2 separate regions of the Homo sapiens genome follow, and region 1 is linked to region 2. Evidence: chromatin loops called from intact Hi-C (ENCODE). Cell type or tissue: PC-3. All regions are shown on one strand. Each heading gives the region's core, and the rest is flanking DNA. Links, peaks and the distances in the headings are about the cores only.

Region 1 (8,340 bases), core at 188-8,187, 88 kb after region 2:
AACAAATAGATCTACATTTAGATACACAATATATAAACTGTTGAAAGCTAAAGACAAGCTTGAAAACAGCAAGAGAAAAATAACTCGTCATGTACAGCGGGACAATACAATTAACAGCTGACTCCTTATCAGAAACAGAGGAGGCCAGAAGACAGTGGGAGGACATACTGAAGGTGCTGGGGGAGAAACATCTGACCACAAGAAATTAAATTAGATGTCCTCAACAGAGAAAATTGGGAAATTCACAAATATTTGAAAATTAACAATCCACTTCAAAATAACCAATGAGTCAAAGAAAAAATCACAAAGGAAGTTGAAAAATGTGTTTAAGTAAATGAAAATGAAAACACAACATATCAAAAATTTATTAAGTACAGCTAAAGCAGTACCAACAGGAAAATTTATAGCTTTAAATGCCTATGTTAGTAGAAAAAGAAAGATCTCAGATCAATACTTAAGCTTTCATCTTAAGAAACAAGAATGAAGGATGAAAGTAAACCCAAAGCATGCAAAGAAAGGAAATAATAAAAATTACAGTAAAAATCAGTGAAATAGAAACAAAATAATCCTGAAAAATCAATGAAACGAAAAATTTGCTCCATGGAAAAAATCAGTAGAATTGGCAAATTGTTAACTAGACTGACTAGGGGAAAAAAGAGACAGACACAAATGACAAAAATCAGGACTGAAAGAGGGGAATATCACTACCTATCCTACAGAAATTAAAATAATTAGAAGGGATTAGTGTCAACAATGTTATGGAAACAAATTAGGTAACTTAAATGTAACTTAAATGAAACTAAAGGATGCACATTATCAAATGGACTCAAGAAGAAATAAAAACATATGAATAGACCTATAACAAGAAAAGAAATTGAATTTAAAATCTCTTCACAAAGAAAACCCCAGAGACAGATAGCTTTATTGGTGAATTCTATCAAATATTTAAATAATAAAAATACAAATCCTTCCAGAAAATGTAGAATGGAAACACTTTCCAAAGAATTCTATGAAGCAAGCATTACCCTGATGCTAGTCAAACATATTACAGGGAAATAAAACTACAGACTAATAGTCACATGAATATAGATAAAAAACTCCTCAACAAAATATTAGTAAAATGAATCCAGAAACATATAAAAAGAATTATATACCATGACTGAGTGGGGTTTATCTCAGTATTGCAAGACTGGTTTAATATCTGAACATTAATTAGTGTAATGCACTATATTAATAGAATAAAGGACAAAAGCTACACAATTATCTCAACACATACATAAAAAGCATTTAACAAAATCCGGCACTCATTCAAGTAAAACATTTTCAACAAACTAGGAATAGAAAGGAACTTTTCAACCTGATAAAGGGCATCTATAAAAATCTTACAGCTAATATCATATTTAATAGTGAAAGATCTAGTGCTCTCCCCTCAAGATCAGGAACAAAGCAAGATGTCTCTCACCACTTTCTACTTAACATTGTGGCTAGAGGTTCTAGCTAGTAAAGTAAGAAAAATATTTTTCATTGAAATGGTTCCGATTAGAAAGGAAGAATAAAATGGTCTTTATTTAAAAATTACATGATCGTATGGGGAGAAAATCCTAAGGAATCCACTCCAATTATTTTTAAACTACTAGAATGAATATATGAGTACAGCAAGTTGCAGGACAGAAGATCAATATATAAAAATCAATTGTATTTCTACATAATAATACACATAACAATCTACAAAATGAAAATAAAATTTCCTTCACAATAGCATCAAAAAGACTAGAGTATTTTGAAATAAGCTTACCAATAAAGTGCAAGACTTGCACACTGAAAATTACAAAGCATTGCTGAGAGAAAATAAGAAAGATTTTAATACATGAAGAGACATTCTATGTTCTTGGATCAGAAGACCCAATATTGTTAAGGAGTCACACATCTCCATGCAAATCTACAGATTCAACACAATCCCTATAAAAATGCCAGAGTACTTTTCAGAAATTGACACGCTTATCTTAAAATGTATATGAAAAAGCAAAGGTCCCAGAATGGCCAGAACAATTTCAAAAAAGAACAATGTGGGAGAACTTTCACTTCAAAACTTATTACAAGCCTCTCTCTGTTGCTGCTTCTCTTCAGGAATTCCCTTGCTCTACTTCCTTCCTAGATGATGACCTCAGAGCCATAAACTTCGGGTTTCATCCTGTAAGGGACTCCCTTCTTAGGCCACCCTGTCTAGACACCACCCAATAAAGCTTGTTATGTATTACTGCATCTCGTGGTCATATCTTTTTCCTTGATCAGCCTCCAAAACCTTTGAAACTCTTATGATAACACAAATGACCCTTTAAAACATCATCAGAAGCAGGAAGCCAGACACAAAAGATTATGTATCGCATGATTTCATTTGTATGAAATGTTCAGAAAAGATATATATGTACAGACAGAAAACAGATTAACACTTGCATGATGTTGGGTGTGTGAGTGGGGATTGACTTCAGATAAACATGAGGAACATTTCTGGGGTGCTGGAAATGCTGAATTTTGGTGACGGTCCCACAACTCTAACATTTACAAAAATCATTGAATCGTACCTTTAAAACAGGTGAAGTTTCTGGCATATAAATTTTATCTCATGAAGTGGTTTAAACATTATAGTTGAGTGATGATTCCAAAAGAAAGAGGCCAGGCATGGCGGCTCACACCTGTAATCCCAGCACTTTGGGAGGCCAAGGCAGGCAGATTATTTGAGGTCAGGAGTTCGAGACCAGCCTGGACAACATGATGAAACCCTGTCTCTACTAAAAAACACAAAAATTAGCCATGTGTGGTGGTGCATATCTATAATCCCAGCTACTAGGGAGGCTGAGGCAGGAGACTCGCTTGAACCCAGGAGGCAGATGTTGCAGTCATCCGAGATCGTGCCACTGCACTCCAGCCTGGGTGACAGAGCGAGACTCTGTCCCAAAAAAAAAAAAAAAGAAAGAAAGAAAGAAAGAAAAAGAAAGAGAAAAAGAAGAATTAATAATGGGTATCAAAACACAGTAAATGCCCAAAGCACTTTGTGCCTCAAGCTGTTGTTGATTCCTGCTGTCATTGTTGGAAGTTAAGTGTATATAGAGTCATGCATGACTTCTATAGAGCTACGGTGCTATCTTTCTCATTGCTCATCAATGTAAGTTTCAGTTCTCTGCCTTCTGGGCATAGTGTGATTGTACTTGCTGGGTCCCAGTGGTTGATGCAACCATGTGACTGCTTCTGACTAATCAGTTGTGGGTCACTTCTGGGATCAGACTTGCCAGTGGAAGGAGCTCCAGGGTATTCCTTTTGACTGTCATGGTGACTGGCAATGTTCCATATGACTGAGACTCTGACAACCCCTAGTCAACCTTGATGGACAAGTAATGCAGGTAAAATAAATATTTGCTGTGTTATGCCCCTGAGACTTGGAGGATATTTGTCATCAGAGAATAATTTAGTCTCCTGACTGATACAAGGCAGCCTTATTGGAACCCAGTATTTTTTGGTCTGAATCTTAGTCATATCAATTGTCACTAATGGTTGTAGCACCATTTACAGAGCAACTGCTATGTCTCATATGCTCTGCAAGGTACCTGACTTATCCCTAATTCTCATAGCACCACTTCTGAGTAGAAATTACTTTTTCATTTTACAGATGAAAAAACTGAGCCTCAGGAAGTCTCAGTAATCTGAGTAAGAAGATATAAGCCTGTCAGTTGCTAATATGAAATGCGCTTATTTATTCAACAAATATTTGCTGTTACTTATTACCTACTGATCGTATATGCTGGGCACCAGGACTATGATGGTGAGCAAGACAATCACAGTTCCTCCTTTGCAGGGTTCAGATGCCACAGCCCTCCCCTAGAGATTCATTCAGTTATTTGAGGAGTGGACTCTGGAATCAATGCTTTCCAAAAGCTCCCGGGTAATTACACTGAGCATCAAGGGTATAAGTCACTGGTTTGGAGTCCAGCAGGCCCAGTTCTTTTGACTCCAAACCCAAAATGTCCAGTCTCATCGCAAAACCTCTCACTTTTATAGATCCTGTGCCAGGTTTGACTGGGCCGAAGCCATCAGCTCATGTCCTCTCCTCATGTCCTCTCATAGACTTCGTCATAATCATCTTTGTACCCTCAGCTGTCTCCCTCTCTTTCTCTGCTGGAGGTGTCTGTGTTACAACAGAATGTTTGAGCTGGGCAAGATCCTAGTTATAAAGATCAGTGGTTTTCTAATGTTTTCAAGCTATTAATGCCTCTTTTTTCCAAAACAAATTCTTATAAAAGCACAATATATGATGCAGATATTGAAAAAGACCTGAATAGAATTAGGAGTGGGATCCAAAGGTTGTTTTTGCTCTTTTTCCTTCTCACCTGCGCAGCTTTCTCCAGAATTCCTAGAGCTCTGAAGGACATAGTTTGAAAACTACCAACATAGCCCTATGATCCCATGGAAGCCACTGGCATAGCCCTACTCCCCCATGAAAACCTCTAGTGTAGCCCTGCTATCCCATGAGAACCACTGGCGTAGCCCTACTCCCCCATGAAAACCACTGGTGTAGCCCTACTCCCCCATGAAAACCACTGACATAGCCCTACTCCCCCATGAGAACCACTGGCGTAGCCCTACTCCCTCATGAAAACCACTGACATAGCCCTACTTCCCCATGAGAACCACTGGCATAGCCCTACTCCCTCATGAAAACCACTGACATAGCCCTACTCCCCCATGAAAATCACTGGTGTAGCCCTACTCCCCCGTGAGAATGACTGGCATAGCTCTACTCCCTCATGAGAATGACTGGCATAGCCCTACTCCCCCATGGACACCATTGGCATAGCCCTACTACCCCATGAAAATCACTGGTGTAGCCCTACTGTCTCATGAGAATGACTAGCATAGCCCTACTCCCTCATGAGAATGACTGGCATAGCCCTACTCCCTCATCCTGTGGGCAGAGCAACTGAGCCCAAGAGAAAGAAGGACTTCCCCAGGACTCCACTACTTCATCAGTGTCAGACACTGGGGCATCTTCTCACTCCCTATCTAGTGCTTATGCCACTACAACACAGAGCCTCCCACACCATGTTCCTCGTAGCACCAATGTTCTTCTAGAATCTGAAAATATCCAACCAAGCAATAGCAGGACCAATCAGAAAAGGCCCTTTGGAGGAAGGAGTGGCTGAGCTGAGGCCTGGAGAATGAGTTGGTGTTAGGCAGGCCAAGGGAGGCAGCTTGTATTCTAGCTCAAGGAAGCTGTCTGTGCAAAGGCCCTGAGGTGAGACAGACAGTGGTAACTTTAGCAGCTGACAAGTCTAACCAAGTCTTAAGAGATGAAGCTGAAATTACTACCAGGGGCCAGATCATGAATGACATGCTACGGAGTTTGAACTTGGCCTTTGTCCTAAAAGCAATGAGAATAACCTGGAGAAATTATATATTACAGAGTCTCACTCTGGGTCTGGTGAGGAGGGTAGTTTAAGTTAACAAAGAGTTGACACAGACAGCACAGTTCAGCTGCTGTGATAACACATAAGGGGAAGCTTAGTACCAGGGCAGTGAAGGCATGGGCAGACTGAATAGGGAGGCAATATTGGCGGGGCCTGATGAATGATCAAGTCGGGAGGATGACAGAAAGGAAAACACCAAGGATGGAGGCTGGGTTTATCTCGTGGGCATTTGGGTTGATCATGATGCCTTTCACTGTGACAAGGAACAGAGGAGCAGGAGCCTGGAGTGAAGAAGGTATGAGAGCCATCCATCAATCAGACGCACTTGTCTCTAAAAATCAGGAAACTCAATCCCAAATGGCTGAGACGATAAGGGTTTGCACTATCTCATATTACAAGAAGTTTAGAGGAAGGGGAGTTTCCAAGCTGGTTAATTCAGGAGCTCAACAAATGTATCAAACACCCAGGTTCTCCTGACTCTGTGCTGTCACCCTCAGTGTATCTGTGGGCACACCTCATGGTAGCAGGATGGCACAGCAGCCCAAGGAGTGACACTGTCACACATTGAATCAATTTCCTAGGGCTGCCCTAACAAAGTGCCACAAACTGGGAGCTTAAGACAATAGAAATGCATAGTCTCACAGTTCTGGAAGCCAGAAATCCAAAATCAAGGTGTTGGCAGGGTTGGTTTCTTCTAAAGGTTCTGAGGGAGGATCTGTTCCATGCCTTTCCCTTAGCGTCCAGTGTAGTGTAACACTTGGTGTTCGTTCCTTGTCTTACAGCTGCAGAATTCCAATCTCTTCTTCCATCATCAAATGACACTCTCTCCATGTCCGTATCTTATAAGGGCACCAGTCATATTCGATTAAGGGCCCACTCTACGCCAGTACGACCTCATCTTAACTAATTACATCTACAATGAAGTCATTCCCAAACAAGGGCACATTCTGAGGCACCAGGGTTAGAATCACAGTATATCTTTTTGGGGGGACATGATTCAATCCACAAGCCACACCAAGTTAGAATGGGGATATGATGGTTCATTTTCTGTGTCAACTTGACTGGGCCACAGGGTGATATTTGGTCAAAGGTTATTCTGGGTGTTTCTGTGTGGGTATTTTTGGATGAGATTAACATGTGATTCAGTAGACTGAGTAAAGCATATTGCCCTTCTTAATGTGGGTGGGCCTCGGCCAATCAGTTGAAGGCCAGAATAGAGCAAAAAGGCTGCCCTTCCCATCGAGTAAGAGAGCATTCTTCCTGCCTGACTGCCTTCCAACTGGGACATTGGCTTTTGTCCTGCCTTCAGGAAACACGAGTTCTTCCTGGGTCTACAGCCTATCAACCTTTCAACTGGAATTTACACTGTCAGTTTTCCTCACTCTCAGATCTTTGTGTTTGGGCAGGAATTAAATCATTGGCTCTCCTGGGTCTCCAGCTTGTAGATCTTTCGACCTGCCAGCCTGCTTAATACATAATAGCATGAGCCAATTCCTTATGATAACTTTCTCTCTGGCTCTCTCTCTCTCTCTCTCTCTCTCCACACACAGACACACACACACACACAGAGTGATGGTTAATACTGAATGTGAACTTGATTGGATTGAAAGATGCAGAGTATTAATCCTCAGTGTGTCCATGAGGGTGTTGCCAAAGGAGATTAACATTTGAGTCAGTGGGCTGGGAAAGGCAGACCCACCCTTAATCTGGATGGGCACCACCTAATCAGCTGCCAGCAAATAATAAAGCAGCCAGAAAAGCATGAAAAAGTTAGACTGACCTAGCCTCCCAGACTACATCTTTCTCCTGTGCTGGATGCTTCCTGCCCTTGAACATCAGACTCCAGGTTCTTCAGTTTTGGAACTCTCTCTGACTCTTCTTGTTCCTCAGACTACAGATGGTGTATTTGTGGGACCTTGTGATCGTGTGAGTTATTATTTAATAAACTCTCCTTTATATATATCTATATATCTATTCCATTAATTCTGTTCCTCTAGAGAACCCTAATACACACACACACACACACACACACACACACACACACACACCCCTCTTATTGGTTTTATTTCTCTGGAGAACCCTGACTGATACAGGGGTACTAGCTCTTCTTATTATCACTTTTACCCTTTTTTTTTTAGAGCTAAGAAGCCTTACTCAGAAGCTCTATTCTCATTGGCCAAATTTGGTGAATGAGGCTAAAATGATTGCCTTAGACCAACCTGAATTAATCCAAGCGACTCAGGGGAGACGTGGCTACTGGAACAAAATTAAGAATCCAGCATGGAAGAATGAGGAAAGGCCTGCCAGTGTCAGCTGCAGCAGAGGGCAGAGGAGTTCACGGCCAAGCACGCCTAGGTCAGGACCCAAGCATACAGGCACAGCAGATAGGAGTTGGCCAGAGACCAACAAACTCAAGTCGAGGATCCAGTCCAGCGAAACATTTCCTGGTGTATCTTTCTCAAGGCCAGGACTCATCCCAGCAAATGAGTCTGCTGGAATCTCTAAGTGTGTGGAAATGGGAAGGTGCTGAAGGCAGACCCTGTCATCCAATCTTAACAGGAAGAAATATTTCCCCGGCTACGGAAATGTAGAGATGTTGGAGATTTTGCCCACTTGTGTCCCATGACTCATTCTTACCCTTCAGATGAATCTGAAGATGCTGCTGCCCTTCAGCGAGTCCTCAGTGGCAGACACATCATCCGTCCCTGAGAGGCAGGCTGTGAACATCCATTATCACAGAAAGTAAGTCCATCTCCACACACTGGGTGTGGCAAAGAACTGCAAACATGGGGTCCCTTCTCTTCCGGCACTTATACTCTACTCCAAATCCCAAAACATAAGCCTATAATTAACATCGCTCCTCTCTATAAGGAATACCTTC
Region 2 (8,340 bases), core at 88-8,087:
GCTTGGTGCGGGAAGGCATGCCGTTTGCCTTTTGTGAGGATTAAATAAAGAAAGTTCTATAAAGCACTTGACATAGAGCACATTCTCCAGGGGAGCTGCTGTGCAGGTATTGTTGCCACGGTTGTGAAGAGAGGCAACGCAGCATAGACTTCAGAGCCCTGAACTGCCGGGCTCAATTCCTGACTGCCATTTATAAGATTTGTGACATAGGCAAGTTCCTCCACTTCTCTATGTCTCAGCTTCTCATGTGCAAATAAGGATAGCAACAATACCTGCCAAGGGTGCTTGGTGGACTTAAATGGGTGAATGGGGATCAGCACCTAGGATAGTGCATGGCATGGCACATTAGTGCTAAGTGTTACCTGGCCAAAAGCTTTGGGCCCAGGGCACTGTGGGCCACTGATTTTTATTTTTATTTTATTTTATTTTATTTTATTTTGAGATGGAGTCTCGCCCTGTCATCCAGGCTGGAGTGCAGTATGTGATCTCGGCTCACTGCAACCTCCGCCTCCCGGGTTCAAGCAATTCAACTGCCTCAGCCTCCTGCGTAGCTGGGACTACAGGTGTGCACCACCATGCCCAGTTAGTTTTTGTATTTTTAGTTGAGACGGAGTTTCACCATGTTGACCAGGCTGTCCTCGAACTCCTGACCTCAAGTGATCCACCTGTCTCAGCCTCCCAAAGTGCTGGGATTACAGGTGTCAGCCACCATGCCTGGCCCGGCCCATTGATTTGTACATGGTTCCCAGTGGGCCACAGTGCCCTCAACCTGAAGCTTTTGGCCAGTTAACACTGGCCTCAGAGCCATGTGCCAACCTCTCAGGGGGTTCTCGCTACTGTAAAGAGGAGATGACAATGTCTGCCTCTGAGAGTTGTGGGGAGCACAGAATGAAGGCTTCCTATTTAATAGATCTAAGAAGCATTTGAGGACGGGCTATGGTTAGCCAGACACGGTTGTGGAGGACAAGGTGTTTCAGTGCATATGACAAGCAAGGTTCATGCCATGATGGAGCTGAAGTGGGGTAGACACAAGCAGATGAACGCGATTATTTCTGGTAAGTATGATGAAGACAGAGAGGCAGGGCAGTGTGGATTGAGAGTGGCTTGGGGATGAATGCCTCTAGTGATAATGTGCAGAGAAGGCTTCTCAGAGAGGGGAGATTTGATCTGACCTGAATGAGACAAAAGAAGCGGGTTCTGGACAGACCTGTGAGTGGGCTCTTCCAAAGGCAGAGGAAGTGCAAAGGCCCAGGGACAGACATGAGAGTGGCATGTTTCGGACAAGGGAGGGAAGCCGGCATGGCTGGAGCACAGACATAGGGGGATGGTTAGAAATGGGGTCAGGAGGCAGGTAGGAGCAGGTCATATTGTGCCTCTTCAGCCCTAGTAGAGGCTCTATGCGGATCTCAGTGCTGTGAAGTGCCACTTGGGGGTATCTGTCAGTGGTCTAAGGAAAGCTGCTAGCACACTGCTCGCTTGGACTGCATTGGGAGCTTGTTAACTGGGAGACATCCGTATACACACTATTGAGTGTGTGCGTGTTGATCTCCAGGGTAGGAGGATGAAAACTACTGTTTTGATTTGCTTTGTTTTAAGTGACAAATTATTTTGTTTGAAACTAAAACTGGAATGTCATATAAATCTAGGAATTTGGACTCTGGTGTACACAATAGGTGGCCCACTTGGAGCCTTTTTAATCTCTCATGTCCAGTTTTTTTGAAGGTATTTGCAAAAGGTCAGGGGGCATTTGGAGAGGATGTGGAGGAAACTAACAGGAAAAGTAAAGAAATAATAGGCAGGGTCTTGTTTTTGAGTTGCCCAGTACAGTGCCACTCCGGATGAATGTTTAATAAATGCCTTTTGGTGCTGACCTCTCCCCAGGTGTGCTATCTGCAGCAGTACACGGGGACTGGGGGCAAGAAAGGGCTAGCATCCACTTCCTGTTAATGATTCTTTCATCTGACCCTCTCGATAGCTCTGGCAAATTGACAGCTACTGTGTAAGAATTGTAACTATACCAACTGTAACTGGGGATTGCACTTTGAAAGCTCATGAAGTTACATGGACAGTGATCATTGCATTGTATCTTCCTATTGTGGTAAAGTGATCTCCACAGATGGAATTGTGCAGTGCACAGCCTGGGCAGCCATACATGGCTGTCCTGTCTGCAAGATAGATTTTATCCATTTTTTTTTTTTAAACAAGTCACATGTAGCCCACCAGGGTTAGAAGCTTGCCAAGGGCACATAGCTAGGATTAGCAGAAGCTGGATCTGAACGGAGATGACACCCGGAAAATAGCTGCTCCTGCAACTGGCTGCCTCTCACTGTTGGGTAAAACAGATTCAGGTAAATGAAAATAGGATGAGGTAGAGAATGTTGAGGACTGTGAGAGACGAAGGCTAAGAAGAGATCAAGGAAGGAGCAAGTCATTCTGACTTGGGAGGCCTGGACAGGCTTCATGGAGGACAGACTGAGCAGGCCCTTGGCAGAGTTGGGGGCAGGACACCCAGAAGCCGTTTTACCACTTTGTTTTGCAGCCATGTCCCTCAGCCACTTCCCAGCTGCAGCTGCACCTCATCCGCAAGCTGACGACTCACACCCATAATTCATTCATAAACATTTATTTCTATCTAAATCAGCAACTGAATGCGTCTATTGGTGGCGGCGCGGGTGCTGTGCAAGGCACTGATCCACTTTGTGGGTTGGCACAGGGAGGCTGGCTGTGCAGTTTTGATGGCCCTGTTTGAGGAAATTAAGTGTCCTGAGCGGTTGCTTCATAGCCATTTTCCAAGGTGGAAAATCAACATCATTTGCCTGCACTACATAGATAAGGTTGGCTCGGGAGCTCTGCTTTCTCCAGCTTAGAAGAAAGGTGGGACTTCCCTCGTGGGCTTCTGTGTGGGGAAACATACATGGAGGAGGAGGAGGATGATAATTACAATAATCACAAGAGTCCCTAACATTTATTATTTACTTATTAAACACATTATATGCTCCAGGGCCTGTGCTAAGTATCAAAGAGAAGTCCCATCTTTTCTTACTTAGGGTTAGGTTCTGAAGTCAGCATGTAAGAGGCAGAAACTTGTATGTAGCCAGAATTCCCCCTGATGGTCCTTTGAAATTGTCCAAAACTTGCATGGTGTATGTATGCTTTGGAATAGCGGTATTATGTAAAAATAGAATAGTGTGACTTTGCATAAATATATTATCAGTCACTGTCACCCCTCACTCTCCAGCAGGGATATTGAGCATAGGAATTGGGAGAATCACCCAATGTTTTGGTTTATTTCTCTCTCATCCTCTCTTTCCTCCTCTTTTTAATCCCCAGACTCATATATATGACTATTTGAACTCCCCTGAGTTCAGTGTTCATTTAACTCAACCCCACTCTCTCACTTCATGCCTACACTTTTACTGCTGTGTTTTTGCAGAGAAGGATACTGAGACTCCAAGAAGTTCAGACAAGTCCTGAGGTTGCACAGCTCACAGACTGTGGGGCCAGGATGCAGGCCCTAGGTGGGCCAACTCCAGTGCACACCAGCTGTCAGCTCGGAAGGCAGGAGCCTTCTCCCTGGGGCTCTGCCATCTCCTCTGCGGTGACGTCCTTAGACCCCCTCAGCTGACTGCACTTAAGCTTCAGACACAACTAATGATCCAGCTATTACCAACTTGGGCCTCACTTTTAAAAATAAGTGTTTCAACCAGTCCAGCCCTGAGATTTAACAGCCGATATTGTATGCACATTAAACACCAAATGATTGTTAACATATTTATTGAAGCTTAACAGGCATCCAATATATAAAAGATGACTCTTATATGGCTGTCAGACCTCAATAAACATGTTTAATAATTAATTGGCATTAAGCAAACATAATTGTGCAATTCTAAATTAAGTGCTCAGTGAAGCATATTGGGAATGGAAAACCACAGTGTTTTATAACTTAAAGTTCAGGCTGTCAGTATGGCTTTTTATAGACCAAGAAAAATACCCTGCTTTTGAAGACACGACCTGAGCCTCCTGTTGGCCTCATACTGAAAGGCAGGAGTTTTCTTGTTCCTAGACCCTCAGATCTGATAGACATTGTTTTGTTTGGCTTGTCGTTTGCCTTCCTGTGTATCCACTTTTGGAGTTCTGATGTCCCAAGCCAAGAGTTGTGTGATGTGATAGAGTTTTTGCATATCAGCTTTCAGTGGAATGACCAGTTTTGCTACAAATTTGTTCTGTGAAGTCACTGCCAACTACTGGATTAGTGAATACTGAACCATTGCTCCTAGAAGAAATGCAGGGTTAGGTTCCTGGAAGCCTCTGGTCACAACATTTTTGTCAACTGATCAATCATAACCTTGTTTTATGTGTGTCTCTGTTTAACATCACCTTATTTGACATATACAGTTAATTCATGAACATTGAACTGAGTTCAACAGCACTGTCACTCATGCCTGGAGGAAGTTTCTCTAACACTCATATTGTCTCCATAAGGCACTTCACAGCCTTCTTGCACTGATAACACTAAGTGCAAGCACTTCCAGCACTTTGGCACTATGCGTGGGGGCCACATGAAACAGCAAAGTCACCAGTGAAAAGCACAAAAATGTGACAAATGTGGGACGCTCACTAGATCATGAAAAGGACATTTGTTTACAATCCAAGGGCTGAAACAAGAAGGCAGAATGTGGCCTTGTTTGACCTCCGTGGGAACGTGTGTGTCGGGTGACTGTAATTTTTTGCCACTCTCTGCATGTCTGACAATGACCATGAAAGCACTGCAAATATTGATTTTGGGGTTAAAAATAAATTTCAGCAAGTAGGCAGATTCACAAATACAGAATCCATGGATAATGAGGATCGCTTATAACCAGATTCCAGCAAGTGCAGCCATCTGCACATCTAAGCGTCCTGCATCTTCTGCCTGCCTTTGCACGGTCTGTTCCACCTGCCTGGGACACTGTCCACCCAGTCCCAATGGTGCTTTTGCTCTTGGTAGGGACACAGTAAATATTTGTTGAGTTCAACTGAGTAGTTTTCAAATAAGGACCCAAAGTAAGTGTCATTTGAAAATGCACTTTACTTTTCTTTAGTCATCATTTCTTTCAAAGTTCCTTGCTGTTATTTATTATTTCAATTTAGTTAATATTCTCCCTTGGCTTAAATTAACTTCCTATCTCTCACCTGCCCATAAATCCTTCAGAGACTCTGAAAATTAAGCCATTTTCTCGACTGGCAACGAATCCCTTAAGATTCATGCAGGAACAAGGAAGAGATTGTCCCCCACGGGCACTCCTGGCTGGGTCGGATCTGTGTGACAGTGAAAAACTGTCCCCAGGATCCCATTCATATATGAAACCCATCCACATCTGCCCTACGGGGAGGTGTGGAATCAGACTTAAAACCTCCATAAAAGAAACACTGGAAAGTGCTGCCATAACTTTTGAAAGTCACTCTTCAGTGGCAATCCTTGGAGTTGTGATGGGCAGATAGGGGATGCTCTGAGACCACTGGGGCCTTCTTGGGCCTCTCACACAGTTTCCATTGCAGCCCCACCTGGAAGGTTTGGAGCTGCAGGTGGGTCTTGGCTCTGGAGTCCAGGAAAGCTATGGGTTCTTCAGGGATCTTTTGGAAAATTATGTTTTGGAAGACTGCAATTTTATTCCTGAGGATATTAAAACATAAATAAAGGCATATTATGAAATTCATGCAGTGAATGAAGATTTTAAAAGTTAGAAAGTAAAGGCCGGGCACGGTGGCTTATGCCTGTAATCCCAGCACTTTGGGAGGCTGAGGCAGGCGGATCACAAGGTCAGGAGATCGAGACCATCCTGGCTAACATGGTGAAACCCCGTCTCTACTAAAAATACAAAAAATTAACTGGGCATGGTGGTGGGCGCCTGTAGTCCCAGCTACTCGGGAGGCTGAGGCAGGAGGATGGCGTGAACCCAGGAGGCGGAGCTTACAGTGAGCCAAGATCGTGCCACTGCACTCCAGCCTGGGCGACAGAGCGAGACTCCGTCTCAAAAAAAAAAAAAAAGTTAGAAAGTAAAAAGCAGATAGCAGCAGTCTCACCATCACCGAAATACACACATTTTTAATATTTGGGTGCATTTGGTCATTTTCTCTCTTTCTCTCTCTCTCTTTCTCTCTCTCTCTCTGTGTGTGTGTGTGTGTGTGTGTGTGTGTGTGTGAGAGAGAGAGAGAGAGAGAGAGAGAGAGTTCTTAGTATAATTTTAGTCATACTGCATAGAAACGTTAGTATTCTTTTTTCCCCCACTTAACATGGCATCATAGACTTGTTATCTGGTGTTACCTAGTTCACATAAGCCTCATTTCAGACAGCTGCAAATTAGCCACTTGGTTGGTTGCACTGTAGTTTGCTAAACATTCCACTATTGTTAGACATTGTTTCTAGTTGGTTTTTTTTTGTTTTTTTTTTTTAAACTCTTTAAATAACAGTGCAATCTATTTTTTCATTTTTTCCTAAAGTTAGCAGTCTGGGATTATTCTTAGCCCAGATTTTCAAAAGTAGAGTTACTGGATCATTGGGTAGGGACACTTTTAAGGCTCTTGATAATGTCACCTCATTGTTACGAGTGTGGGAGAGTTCCCATCTCAGCAGATCTTCCAGCATTGGGTTATCATTTTTGAATCTTCGCTAAATTTTAATGGGAACCAGAGTTTGTTTCCTCCCAGTGGCAGTGCTCCACCAGACATCCAGCCTAGAGTGCCCAGGCCTTAAACAGTGTGTGCATGTGTACACTAACTACAATCTATATTTTTAATTTTTTAAAAAATGGATGATACTGGCAAGTAATTGTTTTGTGCTTTCTCCAGTATTTCTTGAAAGTATCTTATCTTCCAAAAGTTTCTTAGTGTCCTTTGGTTTTTATTTGGATCTGTTTATTCTCTGTGCCTTTTTCTTTTTCTACCAATGGAAAATGCAGCTCTTGAGGATGACGATTGCCAAACAAAGGCTCGGAGACGAAGCAATCGGCGTGCGACACTTTGCAGCCCATGAGCGTGAAGACTTGGTGCAGCAGCTAGAGCGAGCTAAGGAACAGGTTCTCACTAACATCTATTCAGAGTGGGGGATGCATTTGCACAGCTGGACACAACACAAACAAGAGTGGACTGTGCCCCTCGTTTCTCAGAGTATGGGGTGCCTGGGATGCACGTTGAATGCTTTTACTTCCTCAGCACTGCACTAGGGTCCCAAGCTGACTCTTGGGTTTCTGGCCTCCAGCAGGCAGGTCTGCTCCCTGCTATTGGGTACCATTGTTCTGAACACAACAAGAAACGTTCCTCCTAGCCAGGATAGACAGGGAGAGAACAACACGTGACAAACTGGCCTTACTTTGCAAGTTTCTGCTAAAATGCTGAGCAGTGCCTCTTAGGCAAAATCTCAACAAGTGCAGAGCCCTAGTTAGGTAACAACTAAGAGAGCCTAAAGTTCATTTTCTTCCTCTTACTAACTGAAGAGCAGAACAAGATTTCTGGGTCTAGAGTGGATTTGAAAAAGTATGGATTTGTAAGACACTGGCAGCTGCAGGGCATCCTGAAGTTGGCGAGGGTTCAGTTCTGGTTTTCTAAGCTGCTGCACCTCTCCTGTCTTAAATATAATGAATGTCTGGCAGGAAGTCATCCCTCGCTTTTAGCTGTTATTGTATTTCAGTGTGTGGCGCTTATGGCTTTAGGGCATGCGGGTAGTGTTAATAAACTCTCTAAAAATCAGTCAACCAAGTGGGAGGCTCCATCTCTGGCCATAAAGCTGGAGCCTGAGGAACATCTTGAGTAAGGGCTCTCCCTGTGGTTTTAGATTGAGTCTCTGGAGCACGACCTGCAGGCTTCTGTGGACGAGCTTCAGGATGTTAAAGAAGAACGGTCTTCCTACCAGGACAAAGTGGAGAGGCTCAACCAGGAGCTGAACCATATCCTGAGTGGGCACGAGAACCGCATCATTGACGTGGACGCCCTGTGTATGGAGAACAGGCAAGTGGCCAGGCCCAGGCCTGTGCGTGGGAGGAAGGCTGGCTCTGCACAGGCCTGCAGGCTGGGAGTTATTTGCAGCCCTATTTATTTTGGAGAAAATTGCCTTACAAGTGAAAAGAAACTCACTCCCCCGAAATGATGACATCAATGCCATGTATTAGTTGCAAAAGTGAAAAAGGAAAGCAGCCCACACCTACACAGTGCACACATCTCCCTTCTCTTTCCCTACACCTTCCTTGGTAGGTTGAGAAGGGCGAGGAACCCATGAGAGTTGCTTGTTATTGCCATCAAGGAGAAAGAAAAGAATAAGAAAATGAATTGAGAAATTCCCTTAGCCGTTTCTTTTCCCTGAGGCAA

The links. Peaks named below come from ENCODE experiments on the same cell type or tissue, not always from the same donor. Only the 100,000 strongest peaks of a DNase experiment are listed, where the experiment ranks them.
Region 1: a loop joins it to region 2, with 4 times the contacts of the local background. A loop is called at or near these places in 1 of 110 quality-filtered maps.

What each region holds. Positions count from the first base shown.
Region 1 is chr4:24,748,643-24,756,982 of GRCh38, reverse strand. No RefSeq gene overlaps it. Among named protein-coding and RNA genes, the nearest start is that of SOD3, 43 kb to the left of the region's middle. In PC-3, for the core only: no CTCF peak of the experiment used is centred there; a DNase peak (open chromatin) is centred at 3,312; H3K27ac peaks cover 3,174 bases.
Region 2 is chr4:24,836,871-24,845,210 of GRCh38, reverse strand. It overlaps CCDC149 (coiled-coil domain containing 149), which reads left to right. Exons shown (of 13, transcript NM_001395273.1): 5 at 6,939-7,055; 6 at 7,811-7,983. Among named protein-coding and RNA genes, the nearest start is that of SOD3, 45 kb to the right of the region's middle. In PC-3, for the core only: a CTCF peak has its summit at 4,058; a DNase peak (open chromatin) is centred at 4,180; H3K4me3 peaks cover 419 bases; H3K27ac peaks cover 1,907 bases.